2 separate regions of the Homo sapiens genome follow, and region 2 is linked to region 1. A link is a loop called in an ENCODE intact Hi-C map of the cell type or tissue named here. Cell type or tissue: dorsolateral prefrontal cortex. All regions are shown on one strand. Each heading gives the region's core, and the rest is flanking DNA. Links, peaks and the distances in the headings are about the cores only. Region 1 has its middle 120 kb from the start of LINC01994. Region 2 overlaps LINC01995 (long intergenic non-protein coding RNA 1995).

Region 1 (8,705 bases), core at 497-8,496:
CCAAGACACTTTTATTGAGCTTGTCTTTATTACTGATATTTTTCCACCTCGCTGCAGTGATAAAGTAGAAGCTTGCCCATAGGTAAGATGTTTTCAAAAATAACAACTATGAACACAACAGGTTTTCAGAGAAAGGGAGAAAAATTGTATTTATTATTCATGATTTTATCTGTCCATATATAATCTCTCTCTCTCTTCCCCGTTTCCTCTTCTACCCTCAGTTCTCCCAAATTAGATGAGTTTAACAATCCAGTAGCATAGTTTGGCTCTTTATGATACCAAGGTGTTTACTCGAGTTAGTTGGAGACGCTTTATTTCAATGCATATTTCAAACAACATTTCTCACAGAGTGTGTCAACACAAATAGGTGTAATACTTTGAATGTTCCTTCGTAGTCATTACCACATACTAAAACTTTGCCTGGTGAGTTCAAGCAAAACTACAGTAAGTTATTTTAGGTTAATATCACTGAATGAAAATGAAAGCTAGTGTTCCATTTTTTCTCTTTGATGCAGTTGTGTGAGATATTAATGTTTGCACAGTGATGTCTCTTTTCCTGTCACTATCTTCAGACACATTATTGTAAAACAAAAACAGCCTATTGATGAGTATTTAAAGTGAGTGGTGTTATCAGATACTTCTTCAATTAAATCTATATTTTTAAAGACATTTTTTCGGTGTTTGGGCCTTCTTGGCAGGGTTCCCTTCCATCATGCTATTACTTGTTTCTACTGCTAAAGGATTGCTTTGTGTGTCCACTGAGCCAATATACTTACAAAGGCAATAGATAACCCTTCTCTTCTTTTGTTTAATAAATGAAAAGTTCAAAACTTTTAGCTTCCAAAGAACCAAAAGGGCCAATACAGTATTTGATAGGCATAGAGTTAAACTTATCTAAGAAAAGAACAGTACAGTGGAGAGTATTTTATCATGTGTAATCATCATCAGGAGGAGAGGCTGGAAAAGTAGCAACTGTGAATGGCAGATCCTGAAGGTTTTGATAAGGCTTTATTTTATGGATTGGAGAACCAAATAGGGTTTTTACTCTATAGAGTGACATTAAATTTGAGGAGGTTAACACATGTGACGGTTATGGCAAATGGATTAGAAACAACATAGAAAGTGGTCTCAAAGTGTTTCCTAGACCAGAACCCACAGGTTAAAAATGTGAATTCTCAGACTCCTACACAGACCTCCTAAATCAGACCCTGGGGGAGTAGTCTATAGTCAATGTGTTCACAATCACTCTGGGTGATTCTGTTGCACACTAAATTTTGAGAATCACTAGACTGGAAGAAGGAAGACTTGACTTGAAGAAGAAACAATTCACAAACTGTCTAAATTACTCAGCATCTAGCACATAGTAGGTACTCAATACCTACTTTCTGAATAAATCAATAAAGCCAAAGGTGACAAATGCCTAAACTAGCAAAGGAAAGGTATGAGAACCAAGAAAGATTTTAGTTCCATTTGCAATTCAGTCAAGAGTAGAATTAGCTTTTAAATGAATGTGATTTTATAAATAATTTATAAAATTTTCTTTTATTTGACAATTTTCTTCCTTTCCTTGTAGTTGCTCATTCCAAACTCAAAATAAATAAAGTAGGAACTTTTGGTAGCTTGTACCTGCTTCTACAGAGGTCCTGGGTACATCTCTTCCACCTGAAAGAAATCACTTGGTTAAGTAATCAACAAGGTGGCATCAGTGTGGCAGGGAATGGTGGCTTAAGTTCTAAGACTATCAGAAAATATGATACTGGGAACTACACAGAGTCCAGGATGGAGACAGATTCTGAGTGGTTAGAGACAGATTCTGAGTGGTTGAAAACAGGAGGAGGGGTCAGGTATTCCTGAAGTTGCATTGGCATTGTTTCTTGAAGAAATTCTAACCTTGCAGCAGAAAGACCAGATATTCAATCATTAATGTCTTTGATTGCTAAAGGTAAATGTTCACTGAGAAAAAGGAAGATGTATCAGTGAGAGAGAGGAACCCCAAAATCTATTCTCTACCAGTCAGTATGCTGGAACTTTACAAACATATCTTATTTAGTCCTCATCACCTCACCACGTGATGTTAATATATCTGTCCTATAAGGTGGGGCCAGAGACAAAAGTTTGTCCAAGGTTAAAGAGCCACAAAGTGGTCACACTGGACTACAAACTCACACAGTCTGACTCCAAAGCCTGCATTTTATCTGTCGATATTCAATAAAATGCATGTGGTTATAGTTTCAGTAACTGTTCTGAAATATTTTATAAAGTATATATAATATTTAAAATAAATATTGAGGATATAGTTGTATGTAGCAAATAAATTGATAGTTTAAATAAAATATTTTAGACTTGAATGTAGGAGTTTCGAACAGAAAGACAATCTCCTGCTATACTGCATGTTGTCTGGGAAAACTGGAAATAAACTGCTGCATTTTGGTCCTCAGTAACTTTAGAGGGAATATAACTTTCCGTCCATCCTGTTTCTTTTTGTGTTTTCTTTATCAAATGTTTTAAAATATATTTGTATGTATTTCAATAGAAACTGTTTTTTCTTTTTGTCAGTGGGATAAAATCAATACATTCCTCTTTTTCCCCCTTATATTTGATGTGTATTTATCTTAAGCTCTGAAATGGCCTAAGTTACACAAGAGACATCCAATTATACTTCCTTAAAGGATGAGGTCTTACAGTGCTCGCATTTCCCCTTCCTCCTACATAGATGTTACTTGTGGGATCACTTGGCAACTCAGTCAAAGCAGTCTTGGATGCAAGAGCTTGATTTGAGCTGGTCTTTGATTGGCTTAGGATCTTAAAAATTGCATTTGTTTTCATTTCCAGTGCAAAAGGGTATCATAATATTTACCTTTTTTTGGGAGTGGTGGTGGTGGCAAGGAATGACTGAATTGGTTAATTAAGTCAAATCATTATGACAACTCATTTTAACTCCTTAAAGGAAAGATATGACATAAGTTAAATACACATTCTACGTATTTTATTCTACAAATGTGCCTTGTAGTGCTAAAAATTTAGAAGTCTTCTGTGTAAAATGGGGTGAAGACTAAGAAATTTTAGAAATGTTTAAATAATACCATAATTACTGTTTTACCCTTTTTAATGTTTTAATCCTCATTCCTCACTTTTAACAACAAATTCCTATGAGAACAGCTTGAATAGTGCTTGATGCCTTAGAAGACACTCAGTTTATTTGGGTTCGTACACGAAAAAAAGCGGGTAAGTATAGAGCAGTGCTCAAACATAAGAAGGTATACCTGCTTTTGTTTCCTCAAATCCTAGGAATTTATGCAACGAAGGAGTAAAAGTAGGGCTGGAATTCAGCCAATACACACTGGTACAGCTCTGTATTAAAATATTGAAATTCATCTCTACGAGTTAATAAATAACCACTACTCTCAGTGCCCCCTGCCCCAACACACTGTCCCAGCCTCCTTGATGTCAATGCTGGGGCTCCTTTAATCTCCTTCATCCAGCAAGGAGCTTCCAGGACCCTGCCATGATGTCTGTTCTACTTGGTTGTGCCCATGACTTATTGGTGTTAAACATTTTGAATATATCCCTCTGTGCCCATAGAGAAAACTTGGAAGATCAATTATACTAGTTATATTGAAACTCTTGATAAATTAATTTTGTCATTGATATATATATAATTTCTTAATTATATATATACATATAATATAATTTAATTAATTTCTTAATTTCTGCTATTGGCCCTTCTATTATTGCTTTAGGAACTTCACACTAATGCGAGATGAGAGAGAGAGAAACAGCCATTTGGAAACAGGTTTGAGGGCCCACAGGCCCACATTGGACATGAGTTTGGCCATATTCAGTTTTATTGAACATCTTGAAGCATTTAAAACAATACAATGTCCTGTGGAACCCAGATACATACAGCCAGGTGTTTTTCTCTTAATATTTAAACCCATTTTATGGAAGATTTAATCCATATGTTAAATCTTTGACTTCAAAAGGCATTCCTTGAAAGGCTAATAGAAATGATGAAAAACGGGTCTAAAGATTATGTTCAAAGATGTCATTTATGGATTGGGGATAAAGGTCTGAGGAGAGAGAGAGAAACTTGGGGGAGTTTCATGAAGTCATTTAAGTATGTGAAATGTTCTAGAGCACAAGGGAACTCTTGACATTTCATAATCATAGAATCTTTTTTCATTTCCAAAGAGCATGTTTTTGAGACAGTGCATAATATAGCTATTTGTTCTCTTAGACACATCTCAGGGAAGAAAAAGAAGTTAGGAAAATGAGCCCATTGTTTTTCAAAATTAGTGACAAACTTCAAAATAATTCCAAACAAACCTCAAATAAAACATTTTCCCCCTACTGTGAATCCCATTTAAACTGTTTGGGTCAGTCTGTTTTAATGAGTCACATTCACGCTGACACATCCACACACTTCAGACAAAGACGACTGTACCTCTAAACCCATTTAAAAATGATAGATGACTGTCAGCTTTGTGAAAGCAGCACATGCAGTGGCTTGATAGCGCAGAATGAAAGCAATCTACAAGTGCAAGTCTGTTTCTTTTGGCAACGGAAGGAGTTGCTAATGGATTCATCATTTTCTGTTAAGCATGAATGTCAAACAAAAAAACATTTAGGGCTCTATTCAACTGAATTTCCGGCTCGACGCTTGCCAGCCATGGAAGCCCTGTGACTTGGAACCTGCGCAGCCCAAGCCTGATTCTTGTTTCCAGAGTTCCGTGGGGCCAGTGCCACGGAACTTGGAATTCTGCCGAGGGCTCCTCCTCCTCTCTTCACCTCCCCCTCTCCCCTTTTCTCTCCAATCGCATGAAGCCGCCAGTCGTGCTTCCTAAGTGAATGCCGTCTATGGAGCAGAGCTGGTTGCCAACTCTTACACCAGCTGACTCCACCTCGGGATCACATAGGAAGTCCACCAACACCACTCAAGAAGGGATGGCAGAGTGAGGACTTCTTGTATCCAGAGATTCTGGGGCCTTTATGCCTTGGAATTCATTGCGGTCGAGTGGGCATCACACACTTCCTATTTTGGCGTCGTAAATATGCAACATGTCCCGGACTCTTTCTACAAACAAAAAATAAACACAAAAATAATAACAGTTAAAGTGCCTGGGCTGCAGAAATGCGACGTTAGCCTCTGAATGGACCTTGAGAAGAACTGGGGGGAAAATTCTGGCCTTAGAACACAGCTCTTTTTATATCCTTAACCACAGAAGAGCTCCCTCTGTCTGGGAGAATGGCTTCTTCAGTTGAGCACACAGTGGACAGCTGTAGGAGTGTGCTGAGCCCAAACACATCAGTAACGTCCGCCCTGGCAGGAGAGAGGTTACAGACCCCAGGCCCTCACGTGCCAGGCCAGTGCCAGCCCTGCCAACAGCTGTGTGGTCTTGGACAAGTCTCTCCACCCCTCAGTGCCTCAGTTTTATCACTTGGTTGTTTTTGAGGATTAAATGAGATCACGTGAAATCAGGAGGGTAAACTATAAATCACTACACAAGTGTATATTGTTATTAACTGAACTGTTTTAATTAATAAAATAAATTAATAATAAATACTAAGAGCTAATGTAGGATGGCCTAAGGGAGTTTAGAACAGAGAAGCGAAGAGATAGATTCCTGGCAACTCCATTTTTTGTTCTGTGACCTCGAGAAAAATCAGTGCACCCTTTAAACTGGAATGGAAATACTTATTCCAATAAGTCATATTTTGACTATACAGTGCCATGGATTTGTACATTATTCAGTCTTTGGAAGACCTAGACAGCTCTCACTTCTCCAGATGTCAACCCTAATGTCAATCATTCCACCGCTCTAGCTTTACTATTCTGCATTTCCCAGCAAATGGGACTCCCCTCGCCCAGTTAAAATCCAAACATATGAAAGGATAGGAATTCATGCTTAACTTAGCAATTAGCATTTAGCAGGGTATGGCTGGATTAAGACCCAAGGTTGATGCTAGTGGGCTAGGGGAGGAAACAAGATACCAGGAGATAGGAAAGAAAGCTCTAAAATCAACTTCACTTTTTTTTTCAGGCATGCCTTGTTCCTCTCCTGTCTTTAATGTTCAATGATATTGTGAAGATAATTGCAACAAGTTGTGAAATGTTGCCAGTACCTTTATAAATTACAGGACTATAAGTGATTTCATGTGACATTGATATTGATGATTACTTCAGCCTGAAGGATAAAGGCAGAACTTGTATAGGGACGAATTAATGGTCTTACCTGAAGATATTTTAATCTAAAATTGTAAATGTTACCTCCTTCAGGAAACCTTCCCTGATCCTCTAGATAGAGTCAATCACAGTATATATTTCAAAATATGTATTTCTCATATCATTTGTTTGTTTGTATGTCTTTTTTTTTTTTTTTTACTTTTATCTTAAGTTCAGGGGTACATGTGGTACATGTGCAGGTTATATAGATAAACTTGTGTCATGGGGGTTTGTTGTACAGATTATTTCATCACCCAGTTATTGAGCCTTGTACCCATTCATTATTTTTCCTGATCCTTTCCCTCCTTCCACCCTCCACCTACTGGTGGGCCCCAGTGTGTGTTGTACCCCTCTATGTGTCCATGTGTTCTCATCATTTAGCTCCCACTTATAAGTGAGAACATGTGGTATTTGGTTTTCCGTTCTTGTGTTCGTTTGCTAAGGATAATGGCCTCCAGCTCCACTCATGTTCCTGCATAGGACATGATCTCATTCTTTTTTATGACTGTGTACTATTCCATGGTGTATATATACCACATTTTCTTTATCCAATCTATCATTGATGGGCATTTAGGTTGAGTCCATATCTTTGCTATTATGAATAGTGCTGCAACAAACATATATGTGCTTACAATACATACATATTAAGTGTGAGTTTGACTCTTTTAACTCTATATTCAATACCTTTTTAAACTCTATATTCACGTAGTAGTTAGCACATTGTAGGAACTCAGAAAATATTTGTTGAATTTAATAGAAAAAATATCTGAAGGACAAAGTAGATCAGGCAATCATTCTCCTAGTGTATCCAAGACTTGGTCTACTTAGCAATCAAAGCTAAAGATGATTTTCAGCAGAATATTAAACTCCATAAAGGATTAGTTGCCCTAAGGTTTTTTAAAATGCTGCCACTTAGATGATACTTTAATAGAATTAAATGGTATTTTGCTGAAGCATTTAGCTAAATTTTATATGCCCATACCTCTTAGAAATATAACCAAACCCACCCAGGAATTATCTATACATACATGATAATATATTGGTAAAGCTACATGCCAAATGTCACTTTAACTTGCAGAAATGATCAGATTCTTATTCCACAGGGCTGGTTTCAATGAGGAATTTTCAGAATGATGAAACCAGATTTAGCTGGTAGCAATTATTGGTACATTTCAGATGAGCTCAGCATGAAGAATAAGACTGAAGAAAGATTAAGTCTCAAATACTAAAGGAGAGAAAAAAAATGAAAAGAGAGACCAAAAGGGTTTGAAAAGCAGGAAAGGACCAGTTATCTGCAGGATGCTGGTATTCTTATGTGAGATGGTGTGACCCAGTCTGGGTTGGAATGTTATCTCTATGTGATCTGCAGAATTTCTCTCTTGACTGTAGCAACTGCAGAAGAGTGAATTAAAGTCTTAAGGAGAAAAATCAATAAAGAAAAAAAAAGATAAAAGCAATATGGCTGGAGAGCATTTCAAAAACCATATAAAAGTCTCTTAAATGGCCATGGAGGACTAACCAGTATTTATAAGGGTTTAACAGGAATACCAATAAGAATAGATTTGTTGGTCTCCTTAGAGGAACAAAAAGGCTTCTGGATGGTTTATGGCATTTAGCTGGTCTTTGTTTCACTGTAGTGTGTGACATACAGAATCATAGATTGCATAAAGGACTGCCTGTAATGACAAGAAATTCACTGGAGAGATATTATGAGAGAGCTGGGATTAGAGTAGCCCTTACTGCTTGCTCGGTGCTGTGAAAGAAGCACAGTACCCCAAGCACCTTTCCTCTGACTACCTCTTCTGTATTCCCAAACCGGGAATTTCTCTGAACTATATGCCAGAAACAGAAAACATACTCATTTAATCCCAATAATAACAATACTTCCTCTACTATATCTTTTTTTTTTTTTTTGAGATGGAGTCTCACTCTGTCGCCCAGGCTGGAGTGTGTGGCGTGATCTCGGCTCACTGTAAGCTCCACCTCCCGGGTTCATGCCATTCTCCTGCCTCAGCCTCCCGAGTAGCTGGGACTACAGGTGCCCACCACCATGCCTGGCTGATTTTTGTATTTTTAGTAGAGACGGGGTTTCACCATATTGGCCAGGCTGGTCTCGAACTCCTGGCCTTGTGATCTGCCCACTTCGGTCTTCCAAAGTGCTGGGATTACAGGCTTGAGCCACTGTGCCCAGCCTATTATATCTTTTAAAGATCTGTAAAATGTTTTTTTTCTTCAATTATAAAAAGTGTAACTCATTCCAAACCTTCTCTCAGCCAACCATCTTCTTAAATAGTGAAAAGATGAAGGAAGAGGGAAAGAGTTATAGAAATGGAAGTGACAGAAATCTTGGAAGAAAAGGGTAGAGCGTATTCCTACAAGTTAAGGAAAGGCAGGTCAAATAAAATCTAGAGCTTGGGGAGCTATATTTCAAAATGTCCAAAAAGACATAAATCTGATTCCTCCTCTCTCCTGCCCTGGTCTG
Region 2 (8,705 bases), core at 503-8,502, 140 kb before region 1:
TCGGGTAAGAAGTATGGAAGCCCTTTGGGTTTTGATCAAAGAGAGTATTTTTTGAAGATTTTTGATCAAAGACAGTATTTTTTTGGGCAACATTTGGCTAAGTGAGCTGAGTTCTTTCCTATTATAAATGTCCAGTATGCTTCATGAACCTGTTTTACTTTGACAATGAGCCTGTAACGTTAAGGGGAGCATCAGTTCTCACCATCTGGTAATGGTATTAATAAAAGATAACATTAATGAGGTATGGTATCTCCTTTGGAGCAATCGCTGTGCTGAGCACTTGACATGTATTATCTCATTTTTCCTTCCCCAAACTCAATGAGGTCTTGTTATTATTATCTGTATTTTACAGATGAGAGTACTGAGGCTTGGAGAAGGTAAATAACACCATAACTATGTGACAGAGGTAGGATTTCAACCGAGGGTTGATTCCAGAGCCTGAGCTAGAAATCAAACTGCTATAGTTAAGGATGTATTGGACACTGAGTCTAAGGATTAACTGTGTACAAATTAGACATTTTTAGAATGCACAAACACAAACAATTAAAAGTCTTTTGGTTTCTTTCTGCATCTTCCTCTTGGAATTTTGCTGCAGGAAAAAGGTTTGATTAATAAGGGTTATGACTACTTGTTTCAAATTAAACTTGGTTTTACTGAACATGCAAAAGCAACAGGAAATACAAGTAGGATTTTTTTCCCCAGGTTTTGATACTTAAACTTTTGGAGGATTAAATTTGCGAAAACAGTAAGTAGGCTTTTATTTTTACATTTCACATATGGAGGCCATGCACTTTCACAATCCTTAAACTGGAAAAGATTCACAGAGTTAATCTACCCGAATCATTTAGTAGCCATTCCCCTTACTGAAAAACAAAATGTCACCAGAATTATTACAACATCCAAATAGTGAAAAGAGTTTACAGATCAAAAGCCTAATCTAACTCCTTTATTTTACACATGAGGAAGCTGAGGACCAAAGCAGCTACAGGACTGACCTGCCCAAAACCACACAGTGAGTCTGCAGCCCGGCTTCGGACCAGAGTTTCTTCTGACAAGCGGCAAGCTCACTGATGGCCACACCCGCTCATCCTGGATAACAGTATTCCCCAGTGGAATTAACACGATGCATCTTCCTGGAGTATCATTTTTACTTTAAGATTTAAAAGCAAGCAAGCAAATTAAATAGTCATTTAAATCATATTTATATTAAGCCTAACATGGCCATATTGTAGAGCAAACCATCGGGATTTAATAAACAAAACAGGAAACTTCAAAGAATGCTTTTTCTTGGAAAGAAGGCAGGAGAGCAAGAAAAGCGACTGCCTCAGCCTTTATCACGTGCGTCTTGTGGTTTAAATGTATTCTCTCTCCTTTAGAGATTTTCCAGAGGGCAAGTTTTTTTTTGTTTTTGTTTTTGTTTTTTTTTTGAGACACTCTGGGATCTGTTAGAAGTGTGACGGACAATAGTGAACTATCAATTAATAACATTGTTCATGACTATGCTGTTAAATAACTTTGAGAGATGTCAGAAACATGCCTTGCAGTTTCCATTAATGTATAATTTAAAATTGTCTAAATACATGTTAACAGATCCTTTAATACAATAGATTTTAACTTTTTATCTTAGAAATTTATTTTTTGAGCTAATATTAATAGATAATGTACTCGATTAGTAGTGTGTCACACGAATAAATGCATTTTGCATTCATTCAAGGTTATCTTTAAAATGATGTGAGTAATCTGTTTCATGCCCACAAGTACTATGAATGCTAACACTTCATTCTTAACTCATCTAGTTGTCATTAGGTACAGCAGCTGATACAATCTTCCATTAGACAGTCTCAGAACTGTGGGTGGTCTTGGAAACTATACCATATGAACTATAATACACAATAGAGTGAGTTGGGGAATTTTTTTAGCTTTAATTCTGAATCATGAAGCTCCTATTGGTTGAAATTGAGCAAAATAATAAAAAGGATCTTACTCTAGCATCAACTATACTGATGTGTTAGAGCAAAGTTCCTTATATCCTCTTTGCTACTTAAAGAATTTAAATTTGCCACAGTTATTTATTTATTTTTTTCAATTTAAATTGTTTATTTACCTAGCTAAAGGACCTGAAATAGCAGTGCTAGCAAACAGGGTGCACAGTTGACTGTTCACATTTTTAAAAAGCTAAATGCTCATAAAATAAGATATTGAAGAGAAAACAATAATGCATTTTAACTATGCTTTTGATTGAACCAGCACTGAGTACATGTCACTGGGACATTTTGGAAGTAAACTATGCAATTCACATCAATACCAAATTGGCTGTGCTCACTGTGGTGTTATTATAAAGGGAGTTAACTCATAATGTTTGGAAACTCGACGTCACTTTAAAGGTCTGAAACTTCAGTGTTATATATTTTTTAAAATTTCTTTATAAAAATACCTTTAAGTGCCTTAGATGTAATAAACACTCAGTAAGTAGCTATTGATTTAATTTCCACCAGAAACATACTGCATTGGAAGTCAGAATAGAAGTAAAATGCAAAGCAAATTATCAATTTGATATTTACTAGGTGGGTATGGAAGCAAGTGACATGTATGGTTTTGGCAATTCAAGAAAGATATATCTGCCCACAGAACTCTACACAAGTAATCATTTGCTAATCTCAAGAGAAATATTCTTTAAAAAACAAATCCTTTTGTGTATGCTTATGAAGATTAAAAAATCTTTCAAAACTTCATTGAAATGACAAGCAAACTATCATTTCTGTAAATGAGCTACAAATGTATGATTTTACAATTAGAAAAATATTTAAATGAGAAATCTGCAACCACAAAGAAGTTTAGACTGAAACAGTGCTACTTTTTTTTTTTCCTGGCATAGATAGATGATCCCCTAGTCTTTTTCACCATAGTCTGGAGTCCTTGTAAAGAAACCACACACAAGTTATTCTCTGGGCAGAAGCATTTTAGCTTCCAACTTTAATTTTTTTGTTCAACAGGCAGATAGTTTAAAAAGTCTTCTCTCCCATCTTACTCTGTTTCTTAAAATCCTTCACATCTTAAAAGGATAGAATTATAGTGCTGTTCATTTTGTACCTTCCATCCTACCTGCTAAGTTGGTTTTGTTTTTTAATAACCTAGGCCTAATTATTAAAAATTCAGTTGCTCTCCTTCCTTTCCCTCTCTCTCTCTCTCTGTCTGTCCCTCTCTTCTTCCTTTCTTCCTTCCTCCTTCTCCAAGTCCCTCTTGTCCTCCCCACTCCCCCCTTGTCCCCTTTAGAAGCCCCTGGGATGACACTGTTCATTGATGCATCTCCCTCATTAGCATTGCTGCAGCTTGGCTCAGTGGTTTCAGAGGCAATCCGTCATGAGAAAACTGAAGAATGTGCCCCATTTGCATGATTCTGTGCCAGAATGCAACTTTTTCTCAGCTGTTCTTTGTGTAATTTCCCCTTGAGCGTTCAACTTTCCCATGAAGTCCTAGAAATCATATTACAGATTTCCAACCCAATTGAAATGCTTTACAGATTAGTTTTACATACTTGCTTCCTTCCCCCCAAAACTTCGTAGTTCTTCATAAACAGAGCAAATTAGTACATAAAAAACAGGTTTAGCCTTTTATCGTTTGAAGTGTAGGGCACATTAAATGAATAATTTTGCTTTGAAAATGCAGGGGTTCATATTATATGTGCAAATATATATTTATTACACTTGTCCAAATGAGGTCACAACACTACTAAATACTTAGGCAATTTCTGCTTTCTAGTCACTTAGTGCCACTTGCAAACCACATTTTGTAAGCCACCATGGAACTCAGAGCAAAACATAGCAAAAAGGTGGATGAAATGCTCACTGTTTCTTTAATAAGGAGAGCTTCCCACGTAAGTCAAGATCTGTTTTGCAGTTCTTGGGTGAACCCATTTTAATAAAAGAATGAATTCATAGCTAACTAGCTGCTAATTAAATAAGTATTCTCACAGCATTTTTTCTAGATAGAAAATGACAACTAAAACAACTGTGAGATATGCAATCTGTTACCAAGATTTCCGTTTTCCAGAAATTAAGATAAATGTAATATGGTATATACACAAAACACTACATTCCAGAAGAGAAAACATTCCATTAAAGAATGTTTATCACATTACATCTGAATTAACAAGAAGAACCCAACTTATTTACACACACACACACACACACAACAAACACACACACACTCCGTAGCCCTTTTTAACGACGTTATTCTTCTCAGTATTATTATACACAAATTGATAGTCTTTTTATTCCCTTTTGACTTTTGGGTGCAGTCAGTAGTAAGAATAAACCATTTCTTCTTCTTATTCTCATTCTAAACACTGTAGAATAAATTATTTAAAAAATTACTTTTTGACCATTGGTTGGAAAGTAACCATAAAATAGCGAAGATATTCTAAAAGTGTTTTAATTATAACTACTTAAAATTTTAAATGACTTCATAATCTTTGGGAAGGAGAAGATGAATTTAGAATGAGAAGGCTGAAAAGACCAAACTTAAAACCTACTGAGTATCAAACAGAATTAAAATAACTTAAAGATAATTCCCTGTACTAACAGAAAAAAAATAAAGCTCTTAAAATACAAAAATTTGGTCGTTGAAGAGCCGCTCACACGGTGATTAGAATTAGGTTGCAGAAGATTTCATTAATTATAGGTGACTGATTTTCCCTGGGCAGACAGCTCAGGTCTCCCGGCCCCCTCCGTCCACCCCCTCCCCAGCTCATCTCAAACTGTTGTCTAACCTTTCCCTTAATCCATCTCATCTTGAGCTGATGGGAACTGCTTTCATTCTACCTCTTGTGGAGGTAATGAAACAATCTTCTTATTCACTTGGTTCCTCTGAGCCGGTGACATGCAACAACAACAAAAAAAAGCGAGCGCCCTGATTAATGGCTGCTAATTAGCAATGTTAATGACCAGGTGTCCGAGAGTACGGCCAGCTCCTCTCAGCATGGAGTGATCGCTCAATGAGGGCCCTGCAAATCCATTCCCAGTGACCCTTCCCCTCAGCTGCCAGTAATGAAGCCCGCTTGCTCGTTACTCCCGGGAGAGGCGCAGGAGGAGACCTGGGCCTGGGACCCAAACCCTTGCCTGGGGTCTAGTAGGTCTTCCATTAATTAAGGTTAGCATTTCTGGCCCCCCAAAAGCTCAAAGGTAGAGGAGTGAGGAACAGGGAGATGTACTCAAACCCTCTTTTGTCCAGAGGAGATTCTTTTTCTAAATGGAGCCAGTAATTAATTTTAACCGTTTACATGTACATCTGTAATTTTGACTATGTGCTAGCTATACATATCATCTTCTCAATCAGATTCTTTTATTATCCCGAGATGATTCACATGGGTGAAGCAAATCTCATATTAGCTTTCAAATACAACTTTTCATCTGTGAGGTTTACATGCTTTTTTTACCATTCAGCACAGATTACCTAATGACAGCAGAAACTCGGTGCGCCTAGAGGCGTGCTTAAAAAAATAATAGTAATCTTTGAAAATATTTTTTCTAGTTAGAAGGTAGGTTAAGTATGTAAGTGCTCTTATCTCTCATATTGGAGTAAGGGAATTATAATAACTTTTAAAACAAAACGACAAAACAAAAACAAGCTTTTCACAGAGCTTTATAGAGAATCGGCTCTATAAAGACCTGAAGAATTATTTTACTAATTAGAGTTGGTTCCTTTTTGGAATGCTGACCAGAAAATTGAAAAGTGACAGGACTGAAGTCTTTGTAGATAACTAACCATTAATTGTATTTGCCAATTTGTGACAGGCTGATTCTGTCTGAGTTTACACAATCATTTACTTTCCCCTCACTGGAGAATGGCCTTGTACTTCCTCCAAGCAAAGGGAGTGGGGATTCAGTTTGGAAGAAACAAACTGAAATGGAAGAAAGTATGCTATACCATTGTTTTTGTTTTAGCACATTCTTTCTTTTTAATGTATATGTCTCAGGTTGGGATAATACCGTGGCGGATTTAGAAATACTATATATATACACTATATATATATATATGCATATATATATATGCACACACATATATATCTTACTTGCTGAAAGGTCGTATGTTTGATATCATTGTGATAAGTTTCTGTTAATGACATTTTTGATACATGTGTAATTTATTTTGGTAGAATGTGTTATTGTAAAAATTGCCAACTATTCGTAGGTGATGAAATACCACCCATAACTGCACTTAATAGCAGAGTTTGAAAAATTGTGGTTACTACTTTGCTCTGGGCTAATAGGTCCGAGTAAAATTTGACAAGAAAAGCTTCAGAGCTTTACTTCCAAGTGTGGACAGGTCAAGCAATATCATCTCCTAGACCACAGAGGAGGAAGAGGCTGCCTAGATAGGCGTCTGGCTCCTCTTTCATTGGAGCCCACCTTCTGTTGCAGTAATATTTGATGTAGATTTCTGGGGAGAGGGATACAATTTTTCTCCCCATCATTAAATGATTTAGTACATTTTCTTTGTAGGAAATTTAGAAAACATTGAAAAGCATATGCATACATGTTCACATGTATTCACACATGCACACACAGCACCCACAATCCTAAACAGAACTATATCCATTGCCAACATGTTGTCATATATTCTGGCTATCTTTTTTTGTGCATACATACGTTTTTGCTTTTAACCGAAATTGTATCATACTGCAGATAATGCTTTGTAAATTGCTTTATAAAGTTAACAATCCGACCATAACTTGTCATGAAATATTCTTCTACAATAGCATATTATGGCAGCCTCTACTAAGAGCCATGAGTCTCCATTGACCATGAATGGTTAATGACGATTTCTAGAGTGACTACAGAGCCACATTACTGTGATGGCCCCAGTGCTAAAGGGAAGGACACAGGCTCCATCCTGGCCAGTTCCTCCCTACCCGGTGAACTTTGAGAGTTTGTAGAGGATTGAGTCATATCCCTCCATTAGCTTAGATCCTGCTTCTTTCTCTTCTTTCTACAGTCTCCAGACCAGTGCCAAGGAGCCAAAGAGAAGAAATGAGAATAACCAAGGTATGCTGTGTCCAATTAATTAACTATTAGCAAACAAAGGACCAAACAATGTGACTGTAAGCTTCATGACAGCAGGGAGTTTGTATATCTTTTCACCTGTGTATCGGCAGTACCTAGCACCATACCTGGCACATTGTAGATAATATATATTTGTGGAATAAATGAATGAATGAACAATTAAAAAATACATTTGACTGTTTCCTAGTTTGCATTTTCTTGAGTGGCAGAGAGAGTAATGGACTTTTAGTTAGTGCCCTTGGAATGCCCGCAGGGACGTATCTCCAGAAGGAACTCATTCTCTTGCATTGGAAGTAGCACACATGAGCAGATACATGGTTTTATACTTCTAGCCAGAATGCATGAAAACCCTGAGATCTATCTGTCTTCTGCTCCTGTGTGGCTAGTCCTGCCTGCTCCTCAATTTGGTCAAAAGAGAAAAACAAAAAACAAAAACAAACAAACAAACAAAATTTTGAGTCCCAAGGTCCTTAATTTGAACTTGCAATTAAAGTGCATTATAAATTAAATCTGGCAATTTAAATAATTAAATATTTTACTTATCTCTTTTTTCCTTTTTTATAGGTTTATGAAACCTATATAAAAACCTATGAAACCTACACAGTCTGTGGATGGAATGTGTACTACTCTAGGAAATGAATAAATACGTTATCAATAGCAGGGGAATCAGTTGCACTTAACGTGACTCAAAGTTAGGAAGTGTAGGGTTAAAAAAATGTAGGGTTCATTGGATTTTTTCTTTCCTTTTTAAATTTAAAAACTTCAAGTTACCCTGGGAAAAATGACCAAGAAATAGTAGAAAATAACCACTTTGCTTCAAAAGATGTTTTGTAGCAATTAGCCAAAGAAGAAGCCGTATCCTCTGCAAGACATCCTCCTGTGTTGTGTGCAGTAGGGATGGCTGTTCCTTGACCCCTCTCACTCACCTACCTCTGGCGCTTTGTTCAGGGGGCAGAGGCAGAGCGAGACCCTTTTGGTAAATTTATCCTGTTGGAATAGCAAATGGAGAATGCTGTAATGCATTCACCCTTTCCTCTATCCATCCATCAATCATTGTATTAATCAATCGATTGAAAAGCCTGTTTAAGCATCTCTCTACAGCCTATTATCCACACTGAGTCAAAGAAACATGGCTTCTATGCTTTGCAGTTTGTAGTTTAAGAGAAAACAACAATGGAGGTAGGCACGGAGGATAAATAGACAACAGGTAAAACACTGAACAAGTATGTGAAATGAAAAGAATGATAATATTAACATTGTCAATCAATTAACAGGTAGTTATGCTGTGGTAATTACATGCTCAGCACTGGGTTTGGGTGTTCTCCAAGTTAAATAGCTAAAAATCAGGAAGAATTTTTTTTTTTTTATTAATTACAGTTTTAAGTTGAGAAACTAAAGAAGTTTACTTTCCACTCTGCATAAAGCCTTGTGGAGGCAATAGGATGGGAATGAAAGGAGGTTGTGTGTTCCCACTTTGGTACTTGTTGAAAAGAATAAAATAGCTATGATGGGAGAGTGAACAAGTGATGGTTGAGACACTTGGATAACTTTAAAATCACAAAAGTGCAGAGTTGGAATGGGCCTGAAAAATCATTTTTTCAATGCTTCCCACGGTACCTAAAAATTGAGGCAAATTCAGAGGTT

Evidence for each region. Hi-C counts contacts between places; a loop is a spot of excess contacts. Peaks named below come from ENCODE experiments on the same cell type or tissue, not always from the same donor. Only the 100,000 strongest peaks of a DNase experiment are listed, where the experiment ranks them.
Region 2: a loop joins it to region 1, with 2.1 times the contacts of the local background. A loop is called at or near these places in 3 of 110 quality-filtered maps.

Annotation. Positions count from the first base shown.
Region 1 is chr3:182,361,075-182,369,779 of GRCh38, reverse strand. No RefSeq gene overlaps it. Among named protein-coding and RNA genes, the nearest start is that of LINC01994, 120 kb to the left of the region's middle. In dorsolateral prefrontal cortex, for the core only: CTCF peaks have their summits at 5,015 and 5,218; DNase peaks (open chromatin) are centred at 4,789 and 5,309; H3K4me3 peaks cover 1,677 bases; H3K27ac peaks cover 1,766 bases.
Region 2 is chr3:182,496,712-182,505,416 of GRCh38, reverse strand. It overlaps LINC01995 (long intergenic non-protein coding RNA 1995), which reads left to right. Exons shown (of 4, transcript NR_134941.1): 2 at 703-745; 3 at 963-1,338; 4 at 6,994-7,127. Among named protein-coding and RNA genes, the nearest start is that of LINC01995, 6.1 kb to the left of the region's middle. RefSeq lists an enhancer at 4,536-5,353. In dorsolateral prefrontal cortex, for the core only: no CTCF peak of the experiment used is centred there; DNase peaks (open chromatin) are centred at 1,036 and 5,006; H3K4me3 peaks cover 1,560 bases; H3K27ac peaks cover 3,212 bases.